Linked DNA regions of Homo sapiens: region 1 is linked to region 2. Evidence: chromatin loops called from intact Hi-C (ENCODE). Cell type or tissue: PC-3. All regions are shown on one strand. Each heading gives the region's core, and the rest is flanking DNA. Links, peaks and the distances in the headings are about the cores only.

Region 1 (5,384 bases), core at 215-5,214, 200 kb after region 2:
TGAAACAGATATTTGAGGTCAAAGTGGTTTGTTTTTTTTTTTTTGCATCTGAATTCTCTAGTTAATTGCCACAATACTTGCTTTTAACTTGCTTATGGGGGATTTAACCCATTAAAATGGAGCAGCCAGGCGCGGTGGCTCACACCAGTAATCCCAGCACTTTGGAAGGCTGAGGCAGGAGTTTGAGATCAGCCTGGCCAACATGGTGAAGCCCCGTCTCTACTAAAGATACAAAAAAATTAGCCAGGTGTGGTTGTGGGCACCTGTAATTCCAGCTCTTTGAGAGGTTGAGGCAGGAGAATCGCTTGAACCCGGGAGGTGGAGGTTGCAGTGAGCTGAGATTGCGCCATTGCACTCCAGCCTGGGCAGCAAGAGCAAAACTCCGTCTCAAAAAAAAAAAAAAAAAAAGAAGCAATTGAGAAATGGTCTTCAGACTTCAGGCACTGTAGGCCCGCTGCCTCGGGTTACTCAGGTCCTGCATTTGCTCATTAGATCACAAATATTTACTGGGCACCCACCTCCTGCCAGGCACTGTCTGAGACCTGGTCCTGCAGCAGGGAACTAGACAAACTAGGTGCTTGCTCTCGTGGGATTTATATTCAAGTGGGATAGAGAGCAAAAAGAAAGAATCAAGATTTTTAGAAGCGTGTGGTTATTATCAGATGGGTGGTTACATCACTGTGGAAGGCAGGCGTGTGGATCTTGCTTTAGAAGGAGTGGTCAGGGAAGGCCCCACCAGGGAGCTTCAGTGAGAAGCAGCTGGCTATGTAAATATGTGGGGAAAACTGGGTTTCAGGCAGAGGGAACACTAAATGTAAAAGATCCTGATTCCGGAAAGGTTGGCTGTGTCATCTACTGGATTTCCTCGATTTTACTCAATCTCCTGTTTGTTAATCTAGGCAGATACTATATACAATTATCTGGGGAGTAGCCATTATTAGCCATAGTCCTTGGAGATGAAAAAGGACTTTGCCTTCTTCCATTACTCTGCATAGATGTCAGTCTCATCTAAGAGATCGTGGGAGGGGAAAGCTTTTAAGAGGGCCTGACAGCCTTAAGGAGCACAGTTTGATTTTCCTTGAGTGTGCTAATGTTAGCACAAATACTGGCTGTGCTGCCAGCATATTTCCACACACGTGGCTACAGGGATGATGGAGGTAGTCATTTATTGATTTGAGTTAGTTGCAACATTGTTTCCTTTTAACTAGAAAACTCATGTTCTGACAATTTCTTTCCGGGAGTTCCCTAGGGAGGGAATTTTTATGAGAATTATCTTCTGTCTTGATTTCTTACAGGTTGATGCTCAGGAAAGCAGTCAAATTGACTAGGTGGTTCACATTCTGCACTGGGTAATTTTAAATGGGACTAATGAACAAACAAAATAGATTTTTTAATTTTAATGTTTATTATTATTATTATTATTATTATTATTATTTGAGACGGAGTCTCGCTCTGTCTCCCAGGCTAGAGTGCAGTGGCGCGATCTTGGCTCACTGCAACCTCCGCCTCCCAGGTTCAAGCGATTCTCCTGCCTCAGCCTCCCTAGTAGCTGGTACTACAGGCGCGTGCCGCCACGCCCGGCTAATTTTTTGTATTTTTAGTAGAGACGGGGTTTCATCATGTTAGGCAGGATGGTCTCGATCTCCTGACCTCGTGGTCCACCCACTTCAGCCTCCCAAAGTGCTGGGATTACAGGCGTGAGCCACCGCGCCGGGCTACAAAATAGATTTTTTTAAAAAAACAGATCACTTATTTCTAACTAACCCTTGGGAATGCTCAGATTTCTAGGCTTTGTTTTATTTATTTATTTTTTAAGTTAATTTTTTTTTTTTTTTTGAGATGGAGTCTCCCTCGGCTCACTGCAACCTCTGCCTCCTGGGTTCCAGAGATTCCTGTGTCTCAGCCTCAGGAGTAGTTGGGATTGCAGGCGTAAACCATCGTGCCTGGCTTTGGATTTCCAGCCTTTGAATGGATCATTTTGCATACTCATAGTGTTGAAGAACATTAAATTTGCCTCATGCGTGCAGACTTTTTCTTCTTTGCATTTGAATGAATACTTTCAATAATACCTAGCAGTAAAGGGCCCTCAATAAAATAAACATCAGCTGAATAAATTAATGGTAGAAAAATCTAAAAGACAGCCTTCCTCTAACTCCTCCTCTATGTGATTTTCTCCTTTGAGAAAGACAACCCTGAGAGAATTCTGACTGACTCACAGAGGTGGCCTACTATAGACTGCTTTTCTCCTTTTTTTCTTTCTTTCTTTTTTTTTTTTTTGTTTTTTGAGATGGAGTCTCACTCGGTCGCCCAGGCTGCAGTGCAGCGGCGCAATCTTGGCTCACTGCAACCTCCGCCTCCTGGGTTCAAGCAATTCTCTGCCTCAGCCCCCAAGCAGCTGGGATTACAGGCGTCTGCAACCATGTTTTTTCTTTTCTTTTCTTTTTTTTTAATCTCCTTTCAAGAAAACCTCTTTTCTACTTTTACTATAGAAGGACAAATGAGCTGAGTGGTAAAGAATGTTTGTTCTTATATTTAAGTTATGGGTGAAAATTCACCAAATCAGGAGTGAATAATATTGTTTGCCCTCTTGGATATTTGATTTCATTAGAAATGTCAATCCTTAGCATTATTTTAATTTTTTTCTTTCATTGTTTTTTATCAGGAAGAACTGAAGCATTATTTTATTTTATCTATTTATTTTTGAGAAGGGTCTTACTTTTTGCCCAGGCCGGAGTGCAGTGGCATGAACATGGCTTACTGCAGCTTTGAGCTCCTGGGCTCAAGTGATCCTCCCACCTCAGCCTCCTGAGTAGCTGGGACTATAAGTATGTGCCACGGTGCCTGCCTATTTTTTTTTTTTTTAAGAGGCAGGGTCTTTCTATGCTGCCCAGGCTGGCCTCAAACTCCTGGGCTCAATTGATCCTCCTGCCTCAACCTCCCAAAGGGTTGGGATTACAGGCGTCAGCCACAGTGCCTGGTCTGAAGTGTTATTTTAAATGATCATAGACAATGAAAATTAAATGACATATAAAGCAAAAAGCAGAGCACCAGGAACATAGATCTTCATGTTAGTTTTTTGACATTTTTTTTCCTCCCTTAACTTGGTTTATCCCTTTATAATCTGGCTAAAATCTTCACTCATGTCTTCTCCCTGGCCCTTGCTGCCTTCCTTTGTCGAGGCTTCAACCATGGAAGCTTCTCCCTGTCCCCTTCCTGACTCCTGGCTCTTCCCTCTTTCAGGAACGCCCTTTCTCCTTTCTTCACTCAGGAATCCTGCACATTCTTCAAGATCTTAAAGCTCCCTCATCCCTCCTTGGCAGAGTTCATTTATTATTCTGAGCTCTGGTAGCATTTTGCTCATATCCTATAACATTCACGATTTTATTTTTTCCTCCATCTTTCCCTCCACTTTTACAAGTTCCATGTGAACTCTCCTGTATACTGCAAAATGCCTGCTTAGCTTCTCTACTGCAAAATGCCTGCTCAGCTTCTCTACTTGAATATCTAATAGCCCCCACTTCACATGCCCAAAACTGATCTCAGGACCACCGACTCCTCGCCACCTCAATTCTGTCCACTCACAGACTTCTCTACTTGGGTTGATGCCAACCTCATCCTTTCAGTCGGTGACATCCTTCTCATTCTCTTCCCCTTATAACTCACACTAATCTGTCAGGACATCCTGATGACTCTACCTTCCAAATACACCTGGAATCTGAGTACTTACCATCAACTCTGGTACATATTACCATCATCTTCCATCTGTTTTTTAAAAATTTTTATTTTAAATAATAGTTGCCTAACTGGTCTCCTTTCCTTACCAATTTATTATCAGGAAAACAACTGAATGGATTCTTAAATATACATCTATATATCCACATCTCTATATATGACAGAACATGTCATTCTTCTGCTCAGCAGGGGCTCCCATTTCACCTAGTAAAAGCCAAGGCTTTCACAGTGGTCTGTATCTACAGGGACCTACTTGATTTTTGCCTCTCCTTCACCCTACCTTTAACTCTCTCATCTCATCTTGTACTTGCCATCTTTCTTATTCAAGCCACTGTCCCCTTGGCTGCTCTTTGGCTGGACATCCTCCTGCTCCAGGTCCTTTGCATTGGCTATTCCCTACCTAGATGATTGCAAGATTTGCTCTTTCACCTCCTTTAACTCTTTGCTCAGATAGCACCTTGTCAAGGAGGCTTACCCTTACCACCCTATTTAAACTTGCAACCCATTCCCCTACACTTCCAATCCTCCTTACCCTATGCTGTTTTGTCCTTTAGCATCTGTCACTGTCAAACATTCTATAGCATTTTACTGGGCACTGTGGCTCATGCCTGTAATTCTGTACTTTGGGAGGCTGCGGTGGGAGCATTGCTTGAGCCTCAGAGTTTGAGGCTGCAGTGAGCTATAATCACACCACTGCACTCCAGCCTCAGTAACAGAGCAAGACCCTGACTTCAAAAACAAAACGAAACAAAACAAGAAACAACTGTAGCATTTATATCTCTCTCTGTTGCCCAGGCTGGAGTGCAGCAGTGCGATCTCTGCTCACTGCAACTTCCCCCTCTCGGATTCAAGTGATTCTCTTGCCTCAAGTCTCCTGAGTAGCTGGGATTACAGGCGCATACCACCATACCCAGCTAATTTTTGTATTTTTGGTAGAGATGGGGTTTCACCATGTTGGCCAGCTTGGTCTCGAACTCCTGACCTTGTGATCGGCCTGCCTCGGCCTCCTAAAGTGCTGGGATTACAGGTGTGAGCCACTGTGCCTGGCGCATTTCTTTCTTTCTTTCTTTCTTTTTTTTTCTGAGACAGAGTCTCACTCTGTCATCCAGTATGGAGTGCGGTGGCACAATGTCAGCTCACTGCAACCTCCATCTCCCAGGCTCGAGCGATCCTCCCACTTCAACCTCCCCAGTAATTGGGACTACAGGTGTGACCATGCCTGGCTAATTCTTTCTTTTTTTTGAGACAGAGTTGCTCTGTTGCTCAAACTGGAGTGCAGTGGGGCAATCTTGGCTCACTGCAACCTCTGCCTCTTGGGTTCAAGAGATTCTCATGCTCCCGCCTCCCAAATAGCTGGGATTACAGGTGTGTGCCATCAATTTTTTTGTATTTTTGGTAGAGACAGGGTTTCACCATGTTGCCCAGGCTGGTCTTGAGCTCCTGAGCTCAGGCCATCCATCTGCCTTGGCCTCCCAAAGTGTTGGGATTATAGGCATGAGCCACTGTGCCCAGCCAACTATAGCTTTTCTATTAGGTTGGTACAAAAGTAATTGCAGTTTTTGCAATTTTTTTTTTTTTTTTTGAGATGGGGGTCTCACTCTGTCATCCAGGCTGGAGAGCAGTGGCGTGATCTCAGCTCACTGCAACCTCCT
Region 2 (5,384 bases), core at 218-5,217:
CAACAGTAGCAGAAATAAGGTCTAAGTTGCTTTAGCTATGGAGCATTTGCTTTGAAAGTTTGTAGTCATTTCCCTTAATATTAATTAACACTTACATAAGATGAGGGATACTGCCTGCATTTTCTTAACATCATGAACACGAGACAAAACAACCCTCAGAACATATTTAAAATGGCAAGCTAACATATTAATAGAATTTCCTATTAGCTGTTTGCAGGTCTAAGACACAGACACTCAAAATTAGGCTGTTCATGATTTGGTGGAGCTACCACTGGGTGTGGCTGAACACAGGTCCTTAGTACAGATTCGGTGACCACAGGGCAGAGGTGCTGGGGCCTTCAAAGGAAGAGGGAGGGGCTATTGTAGGTACAGCTGATGCATTCTTGAGAATTGTTTCAGTTCAGCTTTACCATGGAGGAATCCTGTAAGCTCAAATCCCCCGCTGTATAAGCCTAATTAATAAGATTAGTTCCTAAATTTCTTCATAGTGGAGATCAGTTTAAATATACAAGAACCGTTCTGTCCGTTTTTCTTCTGACCGTGTTGGTATCCATCTGTGAGTTCAATCCACTCCATTACAATGTCTTTTATATGGAATCCTCTGGGGCTGTGAAGCCTTTGATTCACAGTTTGCAATACAAATACCCTGATACATCATTTATTTGCTATTAAGTATTTGATTATTATGCCTTTTTAAATTCAATATCTTTAAAGCAAGTTTTTAATTAGCGTTACTTGGAGCAGTTCAGAGTACTTTTTTTCTTCCTGTTCTTCTTCCCCCTCCCCACTCCCCCAATCTCTTTTTGTTTTGAAAGCAGAGCTCCTAGGGGTTGTAACTTATGCTCTTTTGGCATGCAACATTTCAATGAGAAGGTTATTATAGGGCACATCCCCGTTCAGGTGCTTGTAGTAGAGGTATTCTTCAGCCTGCATACTGATGGCCCGGATTTCGGGTAGTCGAAGAAGTAGCTGTCCAAATTTCTCTGTCTGCTGCGGGTAGTTACACATTGTGTAGTCCAGCAGGGCGGCATTGACTTGTTCCTGGACACCTTCTACCAGCTGGAAGTTTTCAAGGTTTTTGACATCTGCATTAAAAAAAAAAAAAAAAAAAGCAACATTTCAATAGCATTTCAATTCCTGTTTACTAAAGCAATGTGTTCAATTAATGGATGTATTTTCCTTTTGACATAAACATACTTTACATGCTGCTGAATATTCAGTAAACCCCACTCACCAAACTTCCTGGGAAAAGGATCACAAAAGAGCTTTAGAAGAATGTCTTGTTGAAATTCTGCATATACCTCAAATCAATTAGACACCAGTGGATTTTGAGCAAGGTCAACTCTTTTCATATCTTACAAAAGGAAAGGATTGAGGATTCCTAAAGTAGAGGGATCTTAATATATTGCCAGCAAATGAGTCCCTGGAGAAAGACCTATCTTAACCCAGTATATTACACAATTCATATAATTCTGTATTAATTTTTCTGACCCAAGGTGAAATCTGTGTCCAGGGTATGATGTAGTTAATTCTAATAAAAAGTGACAGGATTCTTGTTTCTGTTTGACATTTTCTAAATGATTCTGAAAGTCTTTGACTTGTCTAGCCTATGCTAATGAACCATCTGGTACACTCCAGTGACTGCCAACAGAATATTCGCTACTGGGAACTCTCTAAAATATATATCTTGGTGACTAATGATCTTTATCAAATGAGAGCCTTGTCCTTTAGGCAGAACACAAGCCAGGATGGTCAGTGCCCTTTAACCTGCATGTAGTTTCTAAAGTCTGATACTCTGTGTTTCTTTTTTTTCTTCTGGTCACTCATGTAGAGAAGATGAGCAAAGGCATTTCATTCCGCCTAACTCCTGATGACTATGCAGTTGTTTTTAGACATCTGCCCTAAAGGTCCTTATAAATACTGAATAAGAGAGAAAGCCAGAATAAAAAAAGACAGACTGACATACAAACACACACACAGACAATAGGCAAGGGAAAACGGTATGCTGGAATTTCTCTTCTGGGGTTGATTTATGTTAACAGTATGACTTTTATATGATGTGTACATAGAAGCCTCTGGAAAAAATAGACAGATACGTGTGTGTGTTTACATACACCCATGCTCAGAAAGTAAACAGATGCAGCCACCCTGCCCTGCTTTATTTTCTAATTGGACAAAAATAAATAAGAAAGAGAATATGGAGAAAACCACACAGTACTATGACTAAAAGGATAAAGATACTAAACTCGGTTCAAGTAATTCATACCCACTATATACTGTTTTGGGCATTATATACTGTTGAACTTAACCTACATATGTGTACATGTCCATCTTGTTATTTCTAAATGGCTTTACACTGGGCTGTCATACATTCGCTGTTGAAGTGTGTTCAGGACGATTTCAGTGTTTACATTTGGGCCATAGCTTTGCATTAAACATGCTTCCCCTTTCCATCCCCAAGTCTCTGACCCAAATTAAAAACAGTGAGGAATTAGTACTGAAATAGTTATGTAGTGAGTTGGTACCATATCTCTTTCAAAGTGAGATGGCAGACTCAAACATAGTTGATTATTCATTGATGAGTTGTACAAACATAAATACTACACAATAAGGAGCTCTGAGTCTTCCGGTGGCATTTAAATTGGCAACCACATTGGTGTGCTCTGGACATTTTACCCATGCGGCACTTTACAGTTAGTAAAGCATATTCCACCTGTCTTATTTAATATATTTTAAAAATGATTTTAAGTTACTTAAAAATATTTATAAGTATGGCTATGTATCCAGAGTCATACTTGGTTCAAAATTGCAAAATATAAACAATCAGAAATACCTTCAATATGTCCTACCTTGGTACATGATAGAAAAATCTACATTTGTTTTGCATTATAGTGATTAAAACATGACTATTAAAAATTTGAAATGCAGTATTATTTTACGCTACAGTGAAAAATACTCTCACCAGCAAGCAAAGCTAGTAACAGTCAGAGATTAATAGAGAGGATGTAGAAATTTGCATAGAATGAATGTAAAATGTAAGAAAAATGAAGAATACCCTTTTTAGAAAGTTGTTTGAAACTTTCCTTTTTTGATAATTGTATTTTTTTGAGAACCAGTTTTAACATTCTGTGATAAACTATGCTGCTCTGTTAAGGAAAAACAAAAAGAAAGAAAACTACCAACAAACATAAAACAAAGGCTAGATCATAAGTTTTGGTTTATCCACTTACTATTATAGAATGATAATTTAGAGTCTTCAGCTCAGCATTCAATGGTTAACTTCTTTCTTTTTTTTATTTTGAGACAGAGTCTTGCTCTGTTGCCAGGCTGTAGTGCAGTGGTGCGATCTCGGCTCACTGCAACCTCCACCTCCTGAGTTCAAGCAATCCTCCTGCCTCAGCCACCTGAGTAGCTGGGGTTACAGACTTGTGTCACCACACCCAGCTAATTTTTATATTTTTAGTAGAGATGGGGTTTCACCATGTTGACTAGGGTGGTCTCAAATTCCTGACTTCCAGTGATCCACCCACCTTGGCCTCCCAAAGTGCTGGGATTACAGGCGTGAGCTACTGCGTCCAGCCTCGATGGTTAATTTCTATGAATACTGGTCCAAACTGACACCCTTTTCCCCCAAAACTTGGGAAATATGTGCAATTTTCCTTCTGGCAGGAAAATATATAGGTGTCTCATATTTTGGCTAAATATACTATTTTTTGCTAAAGCTGATCAGAATTGAATCCACATGCCTGAGTTAATTATCCCATTAAGCTATTTTGATGAATGTTATCATGAAATAATAAAACATATGCTGCTAATTGTCCCAAAGATTCTTACTTGCCGAATGTCTATTTTGTTTCTACATCTATACACATGGCAATGATCCTGAAGAAGTTCTGAGTGAATTCCTCTCATTTACTGACCATGCCATTCCAGGATCATTGCTCTGCTGCCTGCCTTGATGCTGGCTTCTGTCTATTTAACTGTCTGTTTCCCTATGCAGACCGTAAGCTCCTGGGGATAAGGGATATGCTTTAGTTCAGCCATCCCCAGGGAATACACCGGTAACTCCTTGCTTCACATTATTGGTGCATTTGTCCAAGATTGATACAATTGTGAATTTGACCTGTTAAATTATTTCACAAGCCAATTTCCTTCCTTTTTCTAACTAGAAACTGATTTTCAAAAATTTGGCATATATGTAATGGATCTCTCCCTGAAATAAAATACTGTACTTTACATGTAATAGTCTTTTCTATTCAAAAAGTCCTGTGATGAATCCTTTTGTGATCTGAATAATCAAGTTCTAATTTACATGTTTTGCAAATGAGGATTTTCACTGGTCAGTTTTGTGTTAAGGGAAACGTGCTTATGTTCTCATTTGGACTGGAATCAGTCCCTGGGATGCTGCGGACTGGACCTGACAGACAGGTAGACCCTGGATTTTCCACTGTAATTGAGGTAGTTCACAGATAGTTCACAAGGACCTAAAAGCAATGGAAGAGATTAAGTGCCAAAATACAAATGATAACACCTCCCAGAAGACCTGGAATTTTCACTCATTTATGTGGTTCACTTGTATTTACTTTTTAGGAAGAGTTTAGAAACTTAAGTGTGTTTCCTCGGTACTCATGGAATTAGTTTTGATGAAAATGCATACTTTTTCATGAAAATTAAAACATGAATCCCATATAAATAGAAATTTAAATTCTCAGAACTTGGGGATGGAAAGGGAAAGCATGTTTAATGCAAAGCTATGGCCCAAATGTAAACACTGAAATCGTCCTGATTTCCATTTTCTCTGGAATGTCCCTCCAATAAAAATCAAGTCCTATTCCATATTAAGTAATGGATAGTAGCTGGCAACTTGGGAGTCTGAACTCATCTATAGCAGGAGTCTCTAACAACAGAAATATACAAGTGAATTGATATTAAATTATATTAAAAAAACCAAAATCTAGACAAATGATTACATGTTCTGGAGTTCCCAGAAATACATGTTTTTGAAATTTGCTGTTTGGTTCTCATATTAAATAGCATTGTCCCACATCTGGATTTTAGCAAAAGACCCCCAGCTGGAGGAAAAGAGATGGATATGAGATAAAAATTTCCACCAGTTCTTCTGTGGCATTTTAGGCTGGATTGCAAAGGCTCCTGCATTTGGCACTCTGTGCGTTCCTTTGAAATTTATATAAGCTTCATTTTCATACAATTTAAAAACACCAGTTAATAAACCCTATCATTACAAATTCTGAGTTGGAAATAGTATGTAAACAGACAGAGGCATCCCCAACCCTTTCTCTATAGCCTTTAAATTTTGATGACTGGCGAGAGCATTTTGTGCTTCTCTTAGTATCAATCTGTTATCATCTATTCTACTTTATTCA

What was found. A loop is a pair of places that touch in the nucleus more often than their neighbours do. Peaks named below come from ENCODE experiments on the same cell type or tissue, not always from the same donor. Only the 100,000 strongest peaks of a DNase experiment are listed, where the experiment ranks them.
Region 1: it touches region 2 in a loop (2.0-fold over the local background); 1 of 110 quality-filtered maps calls a loop at or near these places.

Annotation. Positions count from the first base shown.
Region 1 is chr1:199,972,409-199,977,792 of GRCh38, reverse strand. No RefSeq gene overlaps it. Among named protein-coding and RNA genes, the nearest start is that of NR5A2, 53 kb to the left of the region's middle. In PC-3, for the core only: no CTCF peak of the experiment used is centred there; no DNase peak of the experiment used is centred there; H3K27me3 peaks cover 703 bases.
Region 2 is chr1:200,169,664-200,175,047 of GRCh38, reverse strand. It overlaps NR5A2 (nuclear receptor subfamily 5 group A member 2), which reads right to left. Exons shown (of 8, transcript NM_205860.3): 8 at 1-1,085. The coding sequence ends at 838. Among named protein-coding and RNA genes, the nearest start is that of NR5A2, 140 kb to the right of the region's middle. In PC-3, for the core only: no CTCF peak of the experiment used is centred there; a DNase peak (open chromatin) is centred at 2,527; H3K4me3 peaks cover 860 bases; H3K27ac peaks cover 984 bases.